Linked DNA regions of Homo sapiens: all the other regions are linked to region 2. The links are chromatin loops, found by intact Hi-C in ENCODE. Cell type or tissue: endothelial cell of umbilical vein. All regions are shown on one strand. Region 1 overlaps DLL4 (delta like canonical Notch ligand 4). Region 2 overlaps EXD1 (exonuclease 3'-5' domain containing 1). Region 3 overlaps SPINT1 (serine peptidase inhibitor, Kunitz type 1).

Region 1 (8,000 bases), 240 kb before region 2:
GCCAAGGGTGCCAGGCCTAACTGGGGCACTCAGGGCAGTGTGTTGGAAATTCCACTGAGGGGGAAATCAGGTGCTGCGGCCGCCTGGGCCCTTTCCTCCCTCAAGCCCATCTCCACAACCTCGAGCCTGGGCTCTGGTCCACTACTGCCCCAGACCACCCTCAAAGCTGGTCTTCAGAAATCAATAATATGAGTTTTTATTTTGTTTTTTTTTTTTTTTTTGTAGTTTATTTTGGAGTCTAGTATTTCAATAATTTAAGAATCAGAAGCACTGACCTTTCTACATTTTATAACATTATTTTGTATATAATGTGTATTTATAATATGAAACAGATGTGTACAGGAGTTTATTACTTATTGGGTCCTGTCTTTGTGATGGTACCCCTGCCCTCTCACCCAAAAAACTCTAAACTCCCTTCTACTGCTGCCATGTGCCCCGCCGGAACCCCTGGGACCCGTGCAGACACTTGGATTTGGCATGTCGTACCCCAGGCCCTTGTCTTCTTCCATTCGTTGAGGAGCCGAGCCTCACCCATCTAGTCCCCAGCCTCAGCCAGCCTTCCTTGCCTGCTGACTTTGAGTTGGTACAGTGCCCCCTTCCCTCTTTATGCCCTCACCATTCCTGGGGCATGTTCCTCCTGACCTGAATCACTTCTTCCTTCCTCTCTTCAAGCCTGAAAAAGCTTATGGGGCTCCCTAGTTCTGCCTGTTTTTCTCATATTCAAAAGGATTCTCTTGGCCGGGAGCGGTGGCTCACGCCTATAATCCCAGCACTTTGGGAGGTCAAGGCGGGCAGATCACGAGGTCAAGAGATCGAGACCATCCTGGCTAATAGGGTGAAACCCCGTCTCTACTAAAAATACAAAAAATTAGCCCAGTGTGGTGGCGGGTGCCTGTAGTCCCAGCTACTCGGGAGGCTGAGGCAGGAGAATGGCATGAACCCAGGAGGTGGAGCTTGCAGTGAGCCAAGATAGCGCAACTGCACTCCAGCCTGGGCGACAGAGCGAGACTCCATCTCAAAAAAAAAAAAAAAAAAAAAAGCATTCTCTCGTCGGTGGATGGGATAGGGCCTCTGCACCCTGGTGACATCTGAGTCCTTCCTCCTGCTGTTGCAGGGTGCCTGGCTCTTTTCTTAGCCCCAGCAGGGTACAGGTCTCAGGAGACAGGGCAGGAGGGAGGTTTGCCTTGTTTTTCCTCTTTGTAGCAGACAAGAGCGCTGAGAGTCTGAGCACCTTGTCTGCCCAGGGCTGCTAGAATTTATTGAAGACTGCAAAGACAGGGAGAAAGGGGAGGAGGAGGTAGCCTTCCCTGAGTCCAGGTTTCTCTTGCTGAGGCACTAATGAGGGGGTTTCCAGTCTCACTAGGAGTTTCATGCCTAGCTTCCTCTAAGGCACAGGATAGTCCCTAGGGTGCCACAGCCCTCTCTATAGCCGAAAATATGCTCCTCCATGGAGAGCAAATTATGAAAAAATGAGCCACTGACAAAAAGCTGAGCAGATGCTCCCAGCTCTCAGCCTGTCCACAGTAAAGCAAAATAGACCCATTAGATGCCCTGCTCCTAATGGAGTCCAAGGGTTTGGAGTGCTACTTGCCCTCCCTTTTTTCCTCTCTCCTTGACACAGACACACCATGCCCACCCCAGACCTGGGTGCTTATGCCAGAGACACAGGAGCACGCACACGCTCCACGCCTCACTCATCGCTCCCTGTTCCCTTCACTGTACACACAGGGTATCAAACAGGAAAGCATTCAGGGAACCGTTCCCACAGCCTGAGCCGGCAGCAGGGGGAAGAACAACACGACCTCACTCTTCCTGCCCAAAATGAAACAGGAAAGCAGCTCCCAGGCCCTAGGGGTGTACGGGAGGGGGGAACTGGGCTGGGACACGAAGGCAAGATGACGAGGCTCCCATGTGGGGGACAGGTAGGACACCCGCAGCCCTGCACGTCCACAACACCAGGCTGTGACGGGCTGCACAGGCTGCCAGACTCGCAGAGAAGAGCCCCGGAGAGGAGTTGGCTGGCAAAGCTCACAGCTGCTCTGATGCACTAGATGGGGAGCTGGAGAGCCCACCAAAAAAGCTGGCTTTCTGGGGAAAGTGGGGACCCGTGGGGAACTTGGTCTGGGCAGCTCCGACCTGCAGCTCATGCCAGGCTCCACCTTTAACAACATCCCACAAGCTGGGCAGGCACTTGGGGTGTAAACAGGCCACAGCGGAGGAAGCCCCTTCTCCCCAGGATTTCCTGAGAGTCCAGCCCCTTCTGATAGGTAAGGCACCCAAGACCCTCATGATCACTTGAGTGTCCTGGGGTACAGGAGATTTCCTAGGCTTGGCAGAAAGGAGGCCAGATAATGGTTCTAGACTCACTGTGAGGTGCCTTCCACAGGTTAGCAAATGCCCACCTTTAATTTGCATGGGTATTTCACCAGGGAATTCGGAGTTTAGTAGTTCCTTAACAGCCTGGAGCCAGTGCCCTGCCTGGAGAATCAATTTGACCCCACGGTGACCTGAGGACAGCTGCTTTTCCAGGGCCCCTCGGCTGGTAGAGTCAGGGAGGGGTTGTGCAGAAGGAGAAATGACTTTATCCTGCTTGCTCAGCCAGGGTTCCTCTCCTGCCTCAGGGCCAGGGTCAGCCTGGTCAGGGGGTAGGGAAAAAAGGACAGTGGCTCCCACCTCCCCCATCCCAGGCTAGAAAAGGCCACCAGACTAAACCACGGTGGTGTGGATGCTCCATCTCTTGACTGGGACCCACAGAGCTCTCCGTAGCTTCCCTCGCCGCAGCTCTCCCAGCCTCTCCCTCTGGATCCACAGGATCAGCGGCCCCAGCCCTCCGCCCCACGTGGCTTGCTGCATTCCGGGAAGGGGGTGGAAATGATTCACTGGGGGAACTGTGACTGTCCCTTCCTCGGGCGGGGATGCGCCTGCGAGGTCCCAGCGGCCTTCCCTGGGCGGCTGCGCCCTCCCTCGCGCCCAGGGCGCCCCGAGGCCTGCGCGGCGGCGGAAGGGGCAGGTGCGCCTGCCCGCCCGGGTCAGCCCTCCACCTGCCGCCGCCGTGCCCCGCAGCTCCCGCGGCTCCCCGCCCCCCGCGCTCTTTGTTACAGCCCGACTTCCTGTTTGCGGCAGCCGACCCGGCTCACTTCCCGGGCCGGGAAGCCGCCGAAGGCCGCGAGCTTCTCGGAGGCTCCCCCGCCCGCTCGGCTCCGCCTCCTGCCTCCCCAATCTCGCTCCGGCCGCGGCCGCGGGAAGCGGAGCCGCGGGCGGGCAGGCGGGCTGGACCGCGCGGGCCCCGCTGCCCGGCACTAGAGGGCGCTGCGCGGCCGTCGGGGCTGCGCGCGGGAGGGGCCGCCGACCCCGGGAGGCTCTCTGGGGCCGCCCTTTCTCCGTTCGGGGCCGATGGGACGAAGGCGGCAGGGGGCGGCCAGACGCCCGAGCTCCCTCCGGGCTCCGAGCCCCTAAGCCGAGCGGGCAAAATGGGGAGAACCCAGTGCGGGGCTTTCCCCCAAATATCCTCCCAGTGTCCTGGGGAACAGGCCCTTTCCCCTGCCCCCGCCGTCGCAGCAGCCAGTCCCCCTCGCCACCCAACAGGCCTCCGGCCATCCTGGTCCAGAGACATCCTCAAGGGAAGAGAATGGGGTCGAGGAGGGCCGGACACCGGTGTGAGTTATGGGGCTGGAGCTCCCTTCCAGCGCCACCCCTCATTGCCGGGTGCTCTGGGACAAGTCCATCTACTTCATTCCTTCAACACTGATTAGCATTGGAGGCAGGACTTGCTGTCTGCCCAGGGCCGCTAACTATCTAGCTGCTTATCCTTAACCTCCCTGCTAACTATCTAGCTGCTTATCCTTAACCTCTCTGCGGGTAATGCCTGTTAGGCGTTGCTAGGGGGGTTGAAATGAGGATGTATGGAAGCGTTTGTGAGCAGTGTTGTAACCTCTGCTGGTGGGTTAATCCTCCTCACGCATCTCTAAGTGAGCCACTTTCTGGAGCTCCCACTGCTCCGGCCCGCATCAGCGGGGTGGGACCTAGGGAGGTTGGGGTCTAGCAGGATAGTCCCAGTGTTAGCAGCATCCAGTCCGTGGGGGTCTGCGGCAACCTCAGTTCTTGCCTCCTGAGAAGAAAGAGTTCCACCAAGGGGCATAAGGCAGAAGGAGAGACTGGGGCAATTTTTAGAGCAGGAGTGAAAGTTTATTACAACGTATTAGAGCAGGAACAAAAGGAAGTAAAGTACACTTGGAAGAGGGTCAAGTGGGCGACTTGAGAGATTCAAGTGCGCGTTTGAACTCTGATTTGGGGTTTTCTATGTTGGCGTGCATCCCCCCTCCCTGGTTCTTCCCTGAGGATGGGCGGTCCGCATGCCTGAGGCCTGCCAGCTCTTGGGAGGGGTCGCGTGTGCAGTGTGCTTACTGGAGTTGTGCACATGCTCACCTGAGGCATTTTTCCCTCAATACTCGAGCATTCCTAGAGGAAGGTCAGATACCACTTGAGCTCCGCCATTTTGCCTCCTAGTGTAATCGCTTGAGCCCACTTGCCCACCTCCTGAGATCTTGTCGGGAAGCTGCTGATCAGTTTCAGGTGTTCCTCTCTATTCAGAGACTGCCTTTCCCCGGTGCGGGCTGCAACAATTGTTATTTTAGAGAGACAGGGTAACAACCACCTGACCATCACCTGACGGTTGCCTGAGATTCCTGATGGGGGTCGAGGGCCCTCTCCTTTGCTGCTTATGCCTGTCTACTACCTACTGTTACACCAGCAGTAGCCCTAGGACCAAGCAAGGCAGCTGAGATCACAGGTTTCCGTCACCATCACTTCCATGTGCTCCTGCCTTCCAGGAGCATCACTAATCTACGTCAACCTCCTCTGATGTAGGCAGAGGTAGAAGGGAGGCCCTTGCTGTGGGAAGGGGCAGCAGGACCCCCAAGTCCTTAAGAGTCACCTTCCCTTTGGAGATCTGCCACAAGTGACTTTTTACCACCTTTCTCTGGTCTCTGGGGCATGGTACCCCTTAACACTCTGGTCAAGAGTGGGCTCAGCTTATTTCCTTCATCCCCAAAGTTTCTCTGAGGCCAGGACGCAGGGCCCAAGAAGCCAAGTGAGTCTACAGCCAGACCCTCATGATGGTAACCAGCATCACAGGAATCCGGATTTAGCAACAGGTCGGCTCTGGCGCAGAAGTGCCCCGTGTCATGGCACCCCCTGCAGGGTAGAGCCACAGCCCTGCCAGGCATGGCTAGCCTGTCTGTCTCTAGTGACCCCTCCTCCTGGTGAGGCTTGGGGTTTTGCACACCGGCACTGGCCATTTGACTTGTTGGAGGATTGCTGTCCTTTTCCCACAGTGGCAGGTGTTGGGGCAAGGCTCATGGTACTAAGCCCAGTCTGTTCCGTTTCATTCCTATACCAGCAACTGCCATCCTCAGCGCTTCCTCTTCTGTCTCTCTGGTAGAGGAGATCTGAAAGGCCCTGGACATTCTCCATTCTATTAGCAGTGGGCCCTAGGGAAGAAGGGATCCCAGTTGCTCTCATTCATTTAAAGGGCTTCACTGCCTTGGCTCCCTGTGGGCCGCAGAATCTACACCACCACCCAGGCCCCTTGTGAGCACCTTGACTTCTCCACAATGTAGGTTTTCTGAGGCTTCTCTTCTAGAGCCAGGTCCCACTACACCACAGCATTTCCATGAGATCTGAGGCTCACCCCAACCCTGTGGATCTCCTCTCTTTACAGCCCTGTCGCCCCACTGAAATGCTCCCCACTACAGCTTCTCCTCAGCCCTGCAATGGGTTGCTTCCTGTCCCCACAAATTGTACTTTTCTGTCTCCTTGGAATTGGGAGCACCACCCACCAGTCCTCTGTTGGAACCCCAGCTTCTTTCCTTCCAGGTAGACGAGGACTGAGCTCTGGATAACTGGAATACCGGCCACCCCAGAGGTGCCTGGTCAGCCGGACCTCTCCACCTCCTTGGAGGCTAGAAAATGGGCAGAAAGCCAGGTTTTTCCGCCATCCCAGGCACCCTTTTGCTAGGATATGAGTGAATCTTTACAGTCCCTGCTTTCGTGGACCAATGGCCAAGCAGCCTTCCCCACTTGGCCCTGGGTTTGGCTGGTACGCCCTGCAGAACAGCTGCCTGGGACTGTCTCTCCCTCTTCTGAGGAGGACTGTATGCAGGGATCCACTACTCCATCTGCCCCTCCTTTGGCCAGAATGTCGGTGGGACCTAGGTCCTCTTCGCACAAGACCTGAAGACCTGCAGACACACTTACCTCTCAGAGGTCCGTGGGAGGTATGGTTCCTCATAGATGGTGGATTATTTACTAATTTATTTATTTTAGCACCTTCACCCTATGCATACACAGAAAATCTCTCTTGGCTCAAGCAACTGTTTGTTCTGTCAATAGGATGTTTGTTCTGCTAATAGTGTGCTTGGGTAAGACCATTACCCATTCTGTCTCTTAGAAACATGCCTTGGCTGGGCACGATGGCTCACACCTATAATCCCAGCACTTTGGGAGGCCAAGGCAGGTGGATCGCTTGAGGCCAGGAGTTCAAGACCAGCCTGGGCAACATGGGGAGACCCCATCTCTATAAAAATACAAAACAATTAGCCGGGTGTTGTGGGATGCACCTGTAGTCCCAGCTAATCAGTAGGCTGAGGTGAGAGGATTGCTTGAGCCTGGGAGACAGAGGCTGCAGTGAGCTGAGATTGTGCCATTGCACTCCAGCCTGGGTGACAGAGCTAGATCCTGTCTCAAAAACAAACAAAAACAATTAACTGGGCATGGTGGTGCATACCTGCAGGTCTCAGCCACTTGGGAGGCTGAAGTGAGAGGATCGCTTGAACCCAGGAGATCAAGGCTGCAGTAAGCCATGATCGTGCCACTACACTCCTGCCTGGGGGACAGAGTGAGACCCTGTGTCAAACAAACAAAAAACACAGCCGGATGCAGTGGCTCACACCTGTAATCCCATCACTTTGGAAGGCCAAGGTGGACGGATCACTTGAGCGCAGAAGTTTGAGACCAGCCTGGGAAACATGACAAAACCCAGTCTCTAACAACAACAACAAAAATTAGCTGGATGGTGGCACGTGCCTGTAGTCCCAGCTACTCAGGAGGCTGAGATGGGAGAATCACTTGAGCCCGGGAGGTTGAGGCTGCAGTGAGCCGAGATTGAGACACTTCAGTTGCCTGGATGACAGAGCAAGACCCTGTCTCAAAACACTCCACATTTCTTTGGCACCCTACTTGCTAGAACAATCTGTGAATTGCATGGCGAGGATGGAGAGTGAGATAGCTGGAGATTTCCTCTACTGATCCTAAAATGCTTACCTTGATCACTCCCTCCTGACTTTGTTCTGAGCTATTTCAGAATGAGAGGTTCACTTATGGCTCTGCCTTGAATGAAACGGAAAGTGAAATTGTCTGAAGTAAAGAGAATAAGAAGTCAACATTTGCTGAGTGTTCCTATGTGACGGGTACTGCCTACGGTATTATTTCTTTCAATCTTTTTCAGACCCTGCAAGGTCAATTCTATTACCTATTCCCTCTTTACAGTTGAGAAAACCAAGAACTAAAGACACCGTGCCTAGGGTCACTCAGCTGGTACGTGGTGGAGCTGAGCTCAAATCTGAGCAAGGTGAACTTAGAGGCAATGTCTGGGAAGGCTTTTCTTTTCTTCTTTTTTTTTATGATCACAGAGAGACCACATTTTTAAAATTGACAACTGAATCTCTACGTACGTACAGTTTTGCCCAAATTATAAGTGGCTCAACAATTATATTAATGATGCAAACTCTTGAATGTTTACATAAAACTGCTGCTTTAGGTTTTGGTGCATTTTTTTTTCCTCTGGTTTTTTTTTTTTTTTTTTTTTTGAGATTGAGTCTCGCTCTCTCACCCAGGCTGGAGTGCAATGGCACGATCTTGGCTCACTGCAACCTCTGCCTCCCAGGTTCAAGTGATTCTCCTGCCTCAGCCTCCTGAGTAGCTAGCTGGGATTACAGGCATGT
Region 2 (8,000 bases):
GAAGGATTGTATAAAGTAGGGTTGTAGTTATTTTTTCTCTTATTTTCTAAATTTTCTGTAAGTTATTTGTGTTACTTTTAAAATAAATACCCTTTTGACAAATTACCTGGCTGACTCATAGGGAGTCAATTGCACCCAGGCACCCTAGTTTACCCCAGGCCTCATCTCAGCTTGCTGCTGGGACATGCATTGTCTCAAAACAATAAGATGCTTATAGGGAATTAAAGTTCTATTGTGCCATAATTTATCAAGCTCTTAGACAGATAGGGGCAAAGCCGCTGCAGTGACTTTTCGTACTATAGCTGAAAGAACGCTGAATGGGACAAGAAGCCAAGAAACACTGGTTCTGTTTTCAGTGCTGCATTTTTGTCCAGGGTGGTCATTTAACCTCCTTTCCTTATTCCAATACTAAAAGGGTCAGATTACTTGTGAGTCGCTAATTATAGGTTATGTACAGAAAAGTCAGCCGAGTAGAGGAGATACAGAAAATTAGTGGTAGACTAGAGCAAGACTCCAAGAGTTTGGGAAGCATGGTTTATGACTTCTCAGACTAGGAAAATACAGAGTAAGTAAAGAACTCAACAGTGGTTCGAGACAAAAATGCAGGATTTCCCAAAATGTAGACAAGAAATCTGGGCAATGGCGCACAGCACTAGCAACAGGTCTTGCGTTAACAGGAATTTTTTTGGACTTTATCTAGCAAAGAACAGAAATTCATCCTAAGGTGTAACCGCACACACAGAATTTAGGTAGGCACTCCAGGCTAGAATTAAGATGTAGAGAAAAGTGCTGTTTCAGGTATAGATGAGTGTTTCACTTGAGAGAATACTGTAATGAAGCCCAAAGGCTCATTTAGTTTGGGGAGTCTAGTAGTTATCAAACACACTGTCCAGTAGAACTTTTTTTTTCTCTTTTTTTTTTCTGAGACATTATCTCGCTCTGTCGCCCAGGCTGGAGTCCAGTGGTGCAATCTTGGCTCACTGCAACCTCCGCCTCCCGGGTTCAAGCGATTCTCCCGCCTCCGCCTCCTGAATAGCTGGGACTACAGGTGCGCGCCACCACGCCGGGCTAATTTTTTTTTTTTTTAGATGGAGTTTCGCTCTTGTCACCCAGACTGGAGTGCAGTAGCATGATCTTGGCTCACTGCAACCTCCGCCTCCCTGGTTCAAATGATTCTCTCACCTCAGTTTCCCGAGTAGTTGGGATTACAGGCACCTGCCAGCATACCTGGCTAATTTTTGTATTTTTAGTAGACAGAGGGTTTCACCATGTTGGCCAGGCTGGTCTCAAAGTCCTGACCTCAATTGATCCACCTGCCTCAGCCTCCCAAAGTGCTGGGATTACAGACGTGAGCCACTGTGCCTGGCTTTTTTTTTTTTTGCTACAGAGTCTCAGTCTGTTGCCCGGGCTGGAGTGCAGTGGTGCGATGTCAGCTCATTGCAACCTCCACCTCTCAAGTTCAAGTGTTTCTCCTGCCTCAGCCTCCCAAGTAACTGGGATTACTTGTGCGCTATCACGCCTGACTAATTTTTGTATTTTTTGTAGAGACAGAGTTTCACCATGTTGGCCAGGCTGGTCTCCAACTCCTGACTTCAGGTGATTCGCCTGCCTCAGCCTCCCAAAGTGCTGGGATTACAGGCATTAGCCACCTTACCCGGCAGAAAAATCCTTTTTTTTTTTTGAGACGGAGTCTCGCTCTGTCACCCAGGCTGGAGTGCAGTGGTGTGATCTCGGCTCACTGCAACCTCTGCCTCCCAGGTTCAAGCGATTCTCCTGCCTTAGCCTCCCAAGTAGCTGGAATTACAGGCAAGTGCCACCACGCCCAGCTAATTTTTGTATTTTTAGTAGAGACAGGGTTTCACTGTCTTGGCCAGGCTGTTCTCAAACTCCTGACCTTGTGATCCACCTGCCTCGGCCTCCCAAAGTGCTGGGATTACACGCGTGAGCCACTGCGCCCAGCCTGAGGGGTAATACCTTGTACTTTTTTCTTTTTTTTTTTTTTTCAAATTGTACTTTATACCATGTATGTAAATATGTTATGAGTAGTAACTGAATGGTCTTGCAGATCACCTGAGGTCAGGAGTTCAAGACCAGCAACTGAATGGTTCTATAAGAAGCTAAATGAAGTTCAAGAATTTTACAGGAATCCATGCCTTTTGCAGAGTAAACCTAGACTGACCACATACCGGGCTCAATCTGAAGATGCATTCACCAAAGATGAACCAGTAACTACTTTGGCCCCAAGTGACTTTCTAATCTAAGTATAAGGTGAGACAACGCAACTGCAGGGCTGAGCCAACTGCCCTCAGGCCTGCCTTAATCTTAACCTCAGACTAGATCTGGGCTCTGGAGTTCGGAAAGGCAAAAAAATTCTTTCAGTGGCAGTCAGAATCAACTAGTGCAGACAAGGATGCTCCTGATCTTAGATTGTTCCTAAGAGCAAAAAGAATAACAGAGTCGAATCACAGATTTATAAACTGGACTCTGGACCTAGAAATCCAGACATTTCTTTCCACCCTGACCCAATTAAGAAAAGTGAGAGATTGTTTTTTTAAGTAGAGTATGACAAAACAGGTTTATTGGTTATTTTACACAAAAGAATGTTAGCAATTTGCAAGCATTCAATACTTTAAAAGGCTCAATACAAGCTGCCTTCCTTTCACCCTAAGAAAGTATACTAACTCCAGGCAAATAGAATGGAGTCAGGCTTCAAGTTTATATAACAGACAGACTAAAAAGAAACCCAGGGTCCCTGCTTTGTTAGGAAAATGGACAAAACCAGCTAAAAATAAAGGAAATAAAAACAAATTAAAATAAAGATATTGGCTGGGCACCGTGCCTCACACCTGTAATCCCAGCACTTTGGAAGCCAAAGGCAGGTGGACCACAAGGTCAGTCAGGAGTTCGAGACCAGCCTGGCCAACATGGTGAAACCCCATCTCTACTAAAAATACAAAAATTAGCCGGGCGTGGTGGCACGCACCTGTAATCCCAGCTACTCAGGAGGCTGAGGCAGGAGAATTGCTTGAACCCGGGAGGCGGAGGTTGCAGTGAGCAGAGATTACACCACTACACTCCAGCCTGGGTGACAGAGTGAGACTCCATCAAAAAACAAATAAAACAAAAATTAAATTATTGATTCCTATAACATTATTTGCCTAAGAGACAGACAAAACATTCAACATTCAAACATAAAGTTAATATTATATTTTAAAAAGGAAAAAAGTGGTTACTCTGGGCACACTGCCTATGGTGTAGCCCTGCTCCACAAGGAGCGGTAAAAAAAAATAAATAAAACAAATAAATAAAAAGGAAAAAAGTACTGGTAAAGTTATCAGGTACCAATTTTTTAAATGAATTGTTAATAGTTTTACCAGGTCTCTTCAAAGGAATCCAAAAGTCAAGAAGCAAAACAAAATTTGAAAATGATGGAGTCTTCCTGATACTAAGCCCAAGATTCTTCCTTTCTTCAAATCCTCTAAACCCAAATTATGAAAAATAATGCACTCTGGTCACTGAGAACATTTCTACACAGTGACATAATCAGAAATTATACTTCTTCCATTATTTAACTTATTCATTCTCATTCTCCGCATACCAGGAACACAGGAGTAAGCAAGAGGATATAATTTTCCCCTGTGACTGAAGCATTACTACATTTACAACATGAGAAACCTGGGCACTGTGGAAAGCCCTGATGGCAAAGGAAATAAGCCATCTGTATGGCCTTAAGAACAAACTGCCCATCTCTAGGGCAGATTTAGAAAAGGACTTATCCAGGAATCGATCTTCTCCAAGGCTGGACAGGGAGGGAGTGTGGAAACCACAGTCTTTCTGATAGGATAAAAAGTGTCACTTGGAGACACTCTGGTTTCCTGAGGAAAGGAAGACATTGAAACAGCCTGTTTTGTGCATTTTAAATCTTCCTTGTTTTCCACCATCAATAACTGTTCTGTCTCCTCTTTCAAAGATAAACTTGCCTGAAACTCATGTTTGGGTGTCATAAAGTGTTCTTTCTGAGTTATTCTCTGGTCCTCTGACCCCTTTGACTTTGTGCAAATGAGTTTGTTACTGGAATCCTCACTGGTTTCCCCTTCCTCTGTGGGAGGTAGATGTTGAGGATTTGTAGCTTGTTTATTCAAAGATTCTTCTTTCAGTAAATTCACATCCCCGTGAAAGTCTTGAGATGTAAAACTTGGAGCTTTATCTATCCTAAAATTTTTACCAAATAAGAAGCCTTTGACTTTCTCCTCTTTCCCTGCTGTCTCTGTCACTAATTTCTTTGGCTGTAGCACTGTCCTTATCAGGAGTCCCTGTGCATTCACCCTATATTCTCTTGCAGCTTTCTCCCTGCGCTGCTTCTGGAAGTCCTTGAGTTGAAGCAGTTCCTCTGGCAGCTCCATACATGTAGGCTAAGAAGAGAAAGCGAACACAAGTTTATTATAACTAAACTTCTGAATATGGTACTTAAAATCACTTTTTTTTTTTTTTGAGATGGAGTCTCGCTCTGTCGCCCAGGCTGAAGTGCAGTGGCACGATCTCGGCTCACTGCAAGCTCTGCCTCCTGGGTTCAGGCCATTCTCCTGCCTCAGCCTCCCAAGTAGCTGGGACTACAGGCGCCTGCCACCACGCCCAGCTAATTTTTTTTCTATTGTTAGTAGAGACAGAGTTTCACTGCGTTAGCCAAGATGGTCTCGATCTCCTGACCTCGTGATCCACCTGCCTCGGCCTCCCAAAGTGCTGGGATTACAGTCGTGAGCCATAGTGCCCGGCCTGAAATCACTTCTGTTGTACCAAATGGTAATTGGTAAATGAGAGTCTATTCAAATGTGTTCATATAGCACCCTCTGGTGTCTTCAATTATAGTAGTATCATTTTTCTAGTAATTTCAATATTTTGAAAAGGCAGTGAATCCATAGGGCTGTGTGTCTCTGTGTGTATGCACGTATGTATAAAGACTATACAGGAAAAGTTAGTCTCCCTTCCAGCCTGGCCTCAGCTGCGTTAGCAGGTACATCTTCTTAGAGCAGTTTCTTGTGTTATCTCCCAAAGATAGTCTACTCATGTATGATCATATACATATTTTTTCATTGGATTACATTTTTATTTTCCTCCAAATTTTTATTTTGTTATCTCTTTCAGGTTTTGGGAAGTTTTTTGTTTTGTTTTGTTTTGATTTTTTTAGACAGGGTCTTGCTCTGTTGCCTTGGCTGGAGTGCAATGGTGTGATCATGGCTCACTGTAACCTATAACACCTGGCCTTTAGTGATCCTCCTGCCTCAGCCTCCTGGGTAGCTGGAAGCACAGGTGCATGCCACCATGCCTTGCTAATTTTTGTGGGGTTTTTTTTGAGACAGGGCCTTGCTCTGTCACCCAGGCTGAAGTACAGTGGTGTGATCATGGCTTACTGCAATCTCCACCTCCTGGGCTCAAGCAATCCTCCCACGTCAGCCTCCCCCACTCAGAGGAGCTGCAACTTCAGGTGTGTGCCACCACGCCTGGCTAATATTTAATTTTTTTGTAGAGACAGGGTTTCACTATGCTGGCCAGGCTGGTCTTGAATCCCTGGGCTCAAGTGATCCTCCCACCTCAGCCTCCCAAAGTGCTGGGATTATAAGCATGAGCCACCACACCCGGCATCCGATTATATTTTTTAGCTGCTTGTATGGATATCAAAAATCTAGTAATTTTTACATTTGTACCCAGGCACTTTATAAATTGTCTTTTTGTTTGTGGTAGTCTTTTTCAGTTGTTTCTCTTCAGTTTTTAGTTGTATAGCTGGCAAGTCATAATTCTGATTCCTTTTTTCAATTTCCATAGCTCATATTTTATTTTCTAATTTCACTGGCTAATAGCTTCAAAAATACTAAAATAGTGGTGATAGTCACAATTTTTGTACTGTTCCTGATATTAGTGTTCTCAAACAAATATGCAGTCTTCTCTCTTGAGATACTTTCCATATCCATGGGTTCTGCATCCATGGATTCAACCAACTGTAGATTGCAATAGTCAGGAAAAAGTGGCTCACGCCTGTAATCCCAGCACTTTGGGAGGCTGAGGTGGGTGGATCACTTGAGGTCAGGATTTCCAGACCAGTCTGACCAACATGGCCAAACCCCATCTCTACTAAAAATATAAAAATTAGCTGAGCACGGTAGCACATGCTTTTAATCCCAGCTACTCAGGAGGCTGAGGGAGGAGAATCACTTGAACTCAGGAGGTGGAGGTTGCAATGAGCCAAGATTGCACCACTGCACTCCAGCCTGGGTGATGAGCAAGACTCTGTCTCAAAAAAAAAAAAAAAAAAATCAGAAAAAAAAAGAATGGTTGCATTTGAAATGATGATGCACAAACTTTTTTTTCCATGTCATTATTCCCTAAACAATGCAATATAACAACTATTTACATAGCATTTACGTTGTATTAGCTATTATAAGTAATCTAAGAATGATTTGAAGTATAGGAGAGGATATGATAGTGAAAAATGAAAAAATGCTGCTGCACATTTCCGTATAACCTATACATATCCTCCCCTATACTTTAAATCATCCTTACATTTCATATAAGGGACATACATTTCATCCATATATTTCTTTTTTTTTTCTTTTAGGAGATGGAGTTTTGCTCTTGTTGCCCAGGCTGGAGTACAATGGTGCACTCTCGGCTCACTGCAACCTCCACCTCCTGGGTTCAAGCGATTCTTTTTTTTTTTCTTTTTTTTTTTTTTGAGATGGAGTTTCGAGCCCAGGCTGGAGTGCAATGGCGTGATCTCAGCTCACCGCAACCTCCGCCTCCCAGGTTCAAGCGATTCTCCTGCCTCAGCCTCCCGAGTAGCTGGCATTACAGGCATGCGCCACCATGCCCGGCTAATTTTGTATTTTTAGTAGAGATATGGTTTCTCTATGTTGGTCAGGCTGGTATCAAACTCCTGACCTCAGGTTATCCGCTCGCCTGGGCCTCCCAAAGTGCTGGGATTACAGGTGTGAGCCACCACACCCGGTCTGTCCAAGCAATTCTCCTGCCTCAGCCTCCCAAGTAGCTGGGATTACAGGCATGCACCACCATGCCCAGCTAATTTTTGTATTATTAGTAGAGACAGGGTTTCACCATGTTGGCCAGGCTGGTCTTGAACTCCTGACCTCAGGTGAACCACCCACCTTGGCCTCCCAAAGTGCTGGGATTACAGGCATGAGCCACTACACCCGGCTCATCCATACGTTTCATATAATCATCCATACATTTCACATAAGGGACTTGAGCATTATGGGTTTTGGTATCCATGGGGGGATGTTGGAACCAATCCCCCACAGATGCTGAGAGATGACTGTATATGTTTTATTATGTTAGAAAAGTTACCATCTATTCCAACTTTGACCAATAATGCATGTAGAGTATTATAATTTATTCAGCATTTATAAGATAATCATAACACTTTCTTGGCTCTACTGAAATGTATGATTTTGTCACACTGAACCATGCTTGCAACTAGAATCCAATGACACATTAAAAATAATAACATATATAGGGTTCATATAAAAAATGCTAGTATTAGGCCGGGTGCAGTGGCTCACGCCTTGTAAATCTAGCACTCTGGGAGGCCGAGGCGGGTGGATCACCTGAGGTCAGGAGTTCGAGACCAGTCTGACCAACATGGAGTAACCCCGTCTCTACTAAAAATACAAAATTAGCCAGGCGGGGTGGTGCATGCCTGTAATCCCAGCTAATCAGGAGGCTGAGGCAGGAGAATCGCCTGAACCCAGGAGGTGGAGTTTGTAGTGAGCCGGTATCACACCACTTCACTCCAGCCTGGGCAACAAGAGCGAAACCCCGTCTCAAAAAAAAAAAAAAAAAAAAAAGCTAGTATTTTAAGATTTTACATCAATATTCATAAGTAAAAGTGGTTTATAACAGCAACTGGCAAACTTTTCCTGTAAAGAACAAAACAGCAAATATTTTAGGCTTTGTGAGCCATAGTCTCATATACTACTTCTACTACTTTT
Region 3 (8,000 bases), 330 kb before region 2:
CTGGGAGACCCTTGTTGGGTCTGAGACTCTGACCTTTCCTCTCTGCAGACACGAGTGGCTTTGACGAGCTCCAGCGCATCCATTTCCCCAGTGACAAAGGTGAGATCCTCCCCAGGTGCCCTGGATCAGGGCAGACGCTGACACTGCCATCCTCACTATTTCCATCCAGCAGTGCCTGAGGGGCCTGCTGGGTGTACGGGCCTGTGGGCACAAAGAGCCAGGGTGGGCTCCCCGTTCTCCAGATGGCTCAGCTTCTTCCCTGGCTGGCTCTTGGGCTTTCTTCTGTGGCTCTGTGTTTTCCAGGCATCACTCATTCTCCGAACACCTTCATAACTTCAGCCATGTCCACCACATATTGCTCAGATCTTATTTACTTAATCAGTTACTTTTTAAATGTAATATATTAAAAAGGAACTTTCACATCACTACCATAAATGGGAAGCCACTATTACTTGCCAAACATTGAAAAACAACACAAATAAATATAATAAAACAGTAAGTTTTAGCTTGCCAGGCGTGGTGGCTCACACTTATAATCCCAGCGCTTTGAGAGGCCGAGGCTGGCAGATTGCTTGAGCTCAGGAGTTCAAGACCAGCGTGGGCAATATGGCAAAACCCCATCTCTACAAAAAATACAAAAATTAGCCGGATGTGGTTGCGCGTTCCTGTACTCCCAGCTACTCAGAAGGCTGAGGTAGGAGGATCACTTGAACCTGGGAGGTAGAGACTGCAGTCAGTTGAGATGGAACCACTGCACCTCAGCCTGGGCAACAGAGTGAGACCCTGTCTCAAAACAATAATAATAATAATAAGCTCTAGCTAGTTGCTTGCCTGCCAAGGCTCAGACCCTGAGGCCCATCCTCTTTTTTAAGAAAGGTAAACCAGCCAGGCGTGGTGGCTTACACCTGGAATCCCAGCTACTAGGGAGGCTGAGGTGGGAGGATCGCTTGGCCTAGGAATTTGAGGCCAACCTGGGCAACATAGCGAGACACTGTCTTTAAAAAAAAGAGGTAAACCACCCAGTGTTGGAAAACTGAGACCGTGACCCAGTCAGAAAAGCTGAAAGAAAATTGAAATAACTATGAGTCGGCGTAGTTTACTTTTGTGCCTACAGTTATTGTCCAGGGTTTGTCTTCCCTTTTCTGGCACCACTGCAGCTGGGCCAGGTGTTTTGGGGCCTCTCAGGCCCTCCCTGAGCCATGGCAGGTGGGGAGGTGCTGGGCAGCAGCCACGTGGAGCCTAGCAGAAGGTGGCAGGGAGGCCATGGACTCGCTCACCATAGCCTACCCCATACCCCCCAGGGCACTGCGTGGACCTGCCAGACACAGGACTCTGCAAGGAGAGCATCCCGCGCTGGTACTACAACCCCTTCAGCGAACACTGCGCCCGCTTTACCTATGGTGGTTGTTACGGCAACAAGAACAACTTTGAGGAAGAGCAGCAGTGCCTCGAGTCTTGTCGCGGCATCTCCAGTGAGTGGGCCAGTGAGAGGGTGGGCATGTATGGGGGAAGGCTTAGCCAGTGGCCTCCACTCTGTCCCCAGGCCTTTGGGAGTCACCCCTCCATCCTCAGAGCGCCTGGAGTAGGAGTGGGAGAGGATGCCAGTGTGAGGTCTGGGGCACTGGGGAGCAGCTGAGTCTCTGAGCCCTCAGTACTGACTGGTCTTTCCCCTCATCATTCTGCAGAGAAGGATGTGTTTGGCCTGAGGCGGGAAATCCCCATTCCCAGCACAGGTAAGCCCTGATCTGTCCTGTAACTGAGGTTAGCATGTAGGTATCAACTCACGGATCAACTCCACCTGTTGTGACAGCCTAACCTGTGTTGAGAAGGATGCCAAGGTGGCCTATAGAGACAGAGTACCGTAATCAAATGGGGATGCCTGCCACACACGAGGGAGGGAGTACAGTAAAGTGCGTGCCGATGTCTGTCAGCAGCGTCCCAGGCTTCCCCCAAGTTAACTGCAAGGAGAGCGACTTGAGCTGAGACCTGAGGCCCACCAGAGTTCCTCTGAGCTCCTGGACAGAGCTGTTCAGCTGTTCATATGTGGGAGGTCTGAGTCGGGTGCCCATGTCCTTCCATACCTGGCATCCATTTGACTTGGTCTCTTCCATAGATTGGGGGTGGGTGTCAGAACCAGGCAGGCCCTGGGAGCCCCTTATTCTACCCCTTCTTCCCCCAGGCTCTGTGGAGATGGCTGTCGCAGTGTTCCTGGTCATCTGCATTGTGGTGGTGGTAGCCATCTTGGGTTACTGCTTCTTCAAGAACCAGAGAAAGGACTTCCACGGACACCACCACCACCCACCACCCACCCCTGCCAGCTCCACTGTCTCCACTACCGAGGACACGGAGCACCTGGTCTATAACCACACCACGCGGCCCCTCTGAGCCTGGGTCTCACCGGCTCTCACCTGGCCCTGCTTCCTGCTTGCCAAGGCAGAGGCCTGGGCTGGGAAAAACTTTGGAACCAGACTCTTGCCTGTTTCCCAGGCCCACTGTGCCTCAGAGACCAGGGCTCCAGCCCCTCTTGGAGAAGTCTCAGCTAAGCTCACGTCCTGAGAAAGCTCAAAGGTTTGGAAGGAGCAGAAAACCCTTGGGCCAGAAGTACCAGACTAGATGGACCTGCCTGCATAGGAGTTTGGAGGAAGTTGGAGTTTTGTTTCCTCTGTTCAAAGCTGCCTGTCCCTACCCCATGGTGCTAGGAAGAGGAGTGGGGTGGTGTCAGACCCTGGAGGCCCCAACCCTGTCCTCCCGAGCTCCTCTTCCATGCTGTGCGCCCAGGGCTGGGAGGAAGGACTTCCCTGTGTAGTTTGTGCTGTAAAGAGTTGCTTTTTGTTTATTTAATGCTGTGGCATGGGTGAAGAGGAGGGGAAGAGGCCTGTTTGGCCTCTCTATCCTCTCTTCCTCTTCCCCCAAGATTGAGCTCTCTGCCCTTGATCAGCCCCACCCTGGCCTAGACCAGCAGACAGAGCCAGGAGAAGCTCAGCTGCATTCCGCAGCCCCCACCCCCAAGGTTCTCCAACATCACAGCCCAGCCCGCCCACTGGGTAATAAAAGTGGTTTGTGGAGTTTCTGGCTCTGTTCTGTGGGCCAGGAGAGGGACTAGGTTGCTGGGGGGTGATGGGACCGTCCTGTTCAGCTGGTTCAGGCTTCAGCCACCCTGTTGAGCAGGTTTTCCCATCGTCTCTCTCGAAACTGGCCTGGCCCCTGACTTTGGAGAGCAGTGCCATGTTTGACCACCAGAGGGGAGGAGTGAGCGGGCCACGGGAGCCACGAGTGTGGGGAGGCTGCAGTGCTGCTGTGTAGCATTTCTTCCTGGTGTGAGCCTCTCCACAAGCCTGTTGAGTGGTTGAGCTCTCCACAATTCTGCTCATTTGGAGGTTGGGGTTAGGGGTGCACAGGCACCTTGGCTCCTACCTCCATGTTAGGGCCCAGGTGACTAGCTGTCTCCCTCCCAACAGAAGCCCTGGCTTCTGCGCTGGAGTGCAGCACCCCCAACCAGGCTCTGAGCTCCTTCCCAGGAGCCTTTAGTAGAGACACGCCACTCCAACCCACACCCCTGCATTTGTTCAAGCTACCTCCCGGTGCCAAAAAAAAAAAAAAATCATACTTTGAGCTCATTCGTTCGTTTATTCAGTGAATTACATTGAGCTCCTCTGTGCCAGACACTGCCAATCATTAGAAATTTGATACTGCTGAGAGGGGCAGAGGAAGCACTATTTAAATGCTTTACGTATCTCGAGTTGCTGGCGCTGCACACAGCCCTTGTGATGACAATACAATCATCCGCATTTTACAGGTGAAGAAACTAATTCATTGAAATTTCCTCCCCAAGGCCCTAGAGCTGAGATTGGACTGGATCCCCAGAGTTTAGTCTTACAAAAGAGGTATCGGGGTTGGTGGGGGTGGGGGGGGACTTAAAAGCAAATTTTAAGCAAGTACAACTACCATGAATGTACATATATGAAGTTATAAGTGTATAGCTCAGTGAATTTCCATAATGACACACACCTCTGAGGCAGGCACCCAGATCAAGAAGCAGAACCTTCTTAGCACGCCGGGACAGGCCTCGTTTTGATGGATAACACCTGGTTTTGGACTCGTGCTCTCATGGACCACCTCCCCATTTTGCACGCCTCAGCCTAAGCTCAAAACCCTCCCACACAACTGCAGGTGGTGGACACTCCCTGCCTCACACCCCTGTGTCTGCTAACACCACCCTGAGCCCAGAGCACCTCTTATTTCCTTTACTGCCTGTCTTCTTGCCGGATTGTGAGATCCCAGAGCCGCAGATGGCATCCAGTTGTGTCTGGGTTCCCGGCACCCCATGCTCCCTCTGTGACCTTGGTAAATCGTAGTTTAGTAAATGTTGAGTAAGCGGCAGGGGGTGGGGCTCATCCCCATTGTTCCACTTCATAGGGCACCGTGTTTTCCCTTCTAACCCCCTACTCTGACACTCGTCCATCCTTCGAGGCTCAAAACGGACTTGATCCCTACTGGGAACAACCCCCATTATCAGTTGGTTCTCAGACTCTACCCTAGTGTCCAGAACAGTGATCAACACAGAGCAAGTATTTAATAAGGGTTTGTTGGCCTGAAGTGAACATCCTCTCAGGGAGGGATAGACATCAAGTGAGAGGATGCCAGGCAAAGGGCCACCCCTAGTAACAGCTGCTTGCATGTGCAGAGGGAGTGCCCGAGGAGGTGGGAGCTCTCGGGGGTCACTAGGGGGCGCTGTGACTATGACTGGATGCCGTGTTCTTCCTGCAAGGATGTGAGGACTCAGTCTCAGGCAGGTGACAGGAGTGGAGCAATGAACGCCAAGACACAGCTCCTGCTCTCCTGGCGCTTACACTCTGGCGTGCAGGCTGCAGGGATGCAGATACGGTGACAAAACAGTCTGGTCCCCAAACTTCTCCTTATCCCTGAGACCGCCCCAGCCATCCTCTGCTCTGTGCCCACCCACATGACTCAGAACTTTGATCCCTACCTCCATGTCCTGAACAGGCAGTTTCCTCCACTTCAGAAGTCCCCTCCGCCCTGGAAAGCTCCTACTTTACCCCGTGTTCCAGCTCACGAAGCTTTCTCTGGCTCTCCAGCCAAAGTTCATTGCTGCCCTCTCCACGCACTCCTGCTCTACACAGCTCCGCTGCACGCATAAGTCCAAGCTAGTGTGTGTCTCCCTTTATCCAGACAAGACTCCTCAGGGCGCTGACCAGGTCTTAGTTATCCTAGCGTCTCCCAAGCTGGGCCCTGCTTGTGCGTACCAGGTATCTGAAAAATGGCTGCTGGAACAAAACAGAGGCCGGTCAAGTGGAGGAGATTAAGGTTAATAAGTGACTTCGTGGAGAAAGTCTAACATCAGGTGAGTGGCCCTGCACGGTGGCTCACACCTGTAATTCCAGCAGTTTGGGAGGCCGAGGTGGGTGGATCACTTGAGGTCAGGAGTTCGAGACCAGCCTGGCCAACATGGTGAAACCCCGTCTCTACTAAAAATACAAAAATTAGCCGGGTGTGGTGGCACACACCTATAATCCCAGCTACTTGGGAGGTTGAGGCAGGAGAATCACTTGAACCCGGGAAGTGGAGGTTGTAGTGAACCAAGATGGCACCACTGCACTCCAGCCTGGGTGACAGAGTGAGACTCCATCTTAAAAAAATAAAATTAAATTAAAAAAAAAACTAGGTGAGTAGGGGTCTCCAAGAGATTCTTGCACACGTATGTACATAGCATTATTCACAATAGCTAAAACATGGAATCAACCTGAGTGCCTATCAACAGATGAATGGATAAGCAAAATGGAGTACACACAATATACACGGTGGAATAATATTCAGCCTTAAAAAGGATGTTCTAACATATGCTACAACACAGATGAACCTTCAGGACATCTATATTATGCTAAGTGAAATCAGCCAGTCACAAAAAGACAAGTATGATTCTACTCATCTGAAATGCTTAGAGTAGTCAAAATCAAAGAGACAGTAGAATGATGGTTGCTGGGAAAAGGAAAATAGAGAATTATTGCTTAATGGGTACAGAGTTCCAGTTTTGTAAAAGGAAAAGGCTCAGGAGATGGATGGTGGTGATGGTTGCACAACAATGTGAATGTACTTAGTGCCACTAAACCATATACTTTAAAATGGTTAAGATAGTAAATTTTACATTATATGTATTTTATCACAATAAAAAAAGATTGGAAAAAAATAAGATGAGCAGATGGGTGTGGGTGTTCCATGCATAACAAAATCACACTGAGCAAAAGCTGGGCAGTGGAGATCCTGGGTTTTGTTTGGGAATCACAAGCTGCTCAGTTTGGAAGCAGGGAGGTGGAAGCTGGGAGTTTGGTGGGTGGAGGGGATTTAAGCAGGGGAAAGGAGTGATCTGAACTTTAAAGAGTGGGCCGGGCGCGGTGGCTCATGCCTGTAATCCCAGCACTTTGGGAGGCCAAGGTGGGTGGATTACCAGAGGTTGGGAGTTCGAGACAAGCCTGACCAACATGGAGAAACCCCGTCTCTACTAAAAGTACAAAATTAGCTGAGCATGGTGGCACATGCCTGTAATCCCAGCTACTCGGGAGGCTGAGGCAAGAGAATTGCTTGAACCCGGGAGGCAGAGTTTGCAGTGAGCTGAGATCATGCCACTGAACTCCAACCTGGGCAACAGAGCAAGACTCCATCTCAAAAAAAAAAAAAAAAAAAAAAGGAGTGGGCAGATAAGCAGGCTACATCACCAGAGGTCACAGCACAGGGAGAGGGACAGAGGGAGGAAGCAACACCAAGTAAATTAGGCGAGGGAACCTGTGTGAAGCACATAGCAGATCTCTGGTGAAGGCTAGTCAAAGGTTGCACACTGGCAGCCTACAATCATGCTTTGACTCAAACAATCGTTTAGTTTCTTTAATTTAGTTGCCAACATTTAAGGAGTCAGAAGTCTTCATTGAAAAAAAAAATCCATATTGCTAGCTTCTTGTGAGAACTCTGGGGACCTAGCAATCCAGGCACAGAGTTCAGGGTCCTCTTTAGCTGGGCAGGCATTAACCCATTCACAGTCCTCCCCCACCCCACCCAGCATTAGGTGCTTGCCTGGGACTTCTAGGCATTCGCCTCTGGAACCCCCAGCATCTTTTTTTTTTTTTTCTGAGACAGAGTTTCGCTTTTGTTGCTCAGGCTGGAGTGCAATGGCACAATCTAGGTTCACTGCAACCTCGGCCTATCGGGTTCTAGCAATTCTCCTGCCTCAGCCTCAGCCTCCAGAGTAGCTGGAATTACAGGCATGTGCCACTACGCCCAGATAATTTTTGTATTTTTTAGTAGAGATGGGGTTTATCAATGTTGGTCAGGCTGGTCTCGAACTCCTGATCTCAGGTCATCCGCCCTCCTCGGCCTCCCAAAGTGCTAGGATTATAGGCGTGAGCCACCACGCCCGGCCTAGAACCCCCAGCATCTTGTCCCTTACAACGCATCTTGCCTTCCCTATATTGGGTAGTTGTCTCCAAAATTTATTGGTCCCAACAGTTCAGGTAAACACTCACAAAAACTGGGTGGTTTCTCCCAAACCCATCCCTGCCCACTAAAATAAACAGCCCTGAATGAGGAGTGGTTTGCCCTATTGCACAAGACCACTCCCTTCCCCACCCAACCACAGCAGGACTAAAGCCTGGGAAGGTACCTTTAAGCTCCCCCGGGGAGAGATTCTTGTTAATAGCTCCACCTGGAAGTCCTAAACCCGGAAGCCCGGGGGTTTCCTAAGCCTTCCCACAGGCTCTCTGAGGGCTTGCCTCTCCTTCCCCACCTGCAGTGGCTCCCAGAGTTTGTATCAGAGGAGCCCAGAACCAGGGAGACTAAGAAAACAGACTGGGGAAGAAATAAAGACACCGCTTGTAGTGGAGTTTTTTGTTGTGGTGGTTTTTTCAAGGCTACATGTTTAGGAAAAAAAAAAAAAAAACTAAAAAAGGGTGTTAACCCAAATGACCATAGTGTTGTCTCTCACTGATACAATT

The links. Hi-C counts contacts between places; a loop is a spot of excess contacts. Peaks named below come from ENCODE experiments on the same cell type or tissue, not always from the same donor. Only the 100,000 strongest peaks of a DNase experiment are listed, where the experiment ranks them.
Region 1: it touches region 2 in a loop (8-fold over the local background); 9 of 110 quality-filtered maps call a loop at or near these places.
Region 3: it touches region 2 in a loop (13-fold over the local background); 37 of 110 quality-filtered maps call a loop at or near these places.

Annotation. Positions count from the first base shown.
Region 1 is chr15:40,938,730-40,946,729 of GRCh38, forward strand. It overlaps DLL4 (delta like canonical Notch ligand 4), which reads left to right. Exons shown (of 11, transcript NM_019074.4): 11 at 1-344. Among named protein-coding and RNA genes, the nearest start is that of CHAC1, 11 kb to the right of the region's middle. RefSeq lists enhancers at 1-288, 1,571-1,630 and a silencer at 2,921-3,500. In endothelial cell of umbilical vein, a CTCF peak has its summit at 3,304 (motif pointing right); DNase peaks (open chromatin) are centred at 1,772, 2,862 and 3,182; H3K4me3 peaks cover 707 bases; H3K27ac peaks cover 2,914 bases.
Region 2 is chr15:41,180,182-41,188,181 of GRCh38, forward strand. EXD1 (exonuclease 3'-5' domain containing 1) reads right to left here. Exons shown (of 12, transcript NM_001286441.2): 12 at 2,547-4,412. The coding sequence ends at 3,750. Among named protein-coding and RNA genes, the nearest start is that of EXD1, 47 kb to the right of the region's middle. RefSeq lists an enhancer at 1-525. In endothelial cell of umbilical vein, no CTCF peak of the experiment used is centred here; a DNase peak (open chromatin) is centred at 4,870.
Region 3 is chr15:40,854,591-40,862,590 of GRCh38, forward strand. It overlaps SPINT1 (serine peptidase inhibitor, Kunitz type 1), which reads left to right. Exons shown (of 11, transcript NM_003710.4): 8 at 49-99; 9 at 1,302-1,472; 10 at 1,686-1,733; 11 at 2,180-3,617. The coding sequence ends at 2,385. Among named protein-coding and RNA genes, the nearest start is that of SPINT1-AS1, 14 kb to the left of the region's middle. RefSeq lists an enhancer at 3,492-3,541. In endothelial cell of umbilical vein, CTCF peaks have their summits at 3,242 (motif pointing right) and 4,717 (motif pointing right); DNase peaks (open chromatin) are centred at 3,241 and 4,761.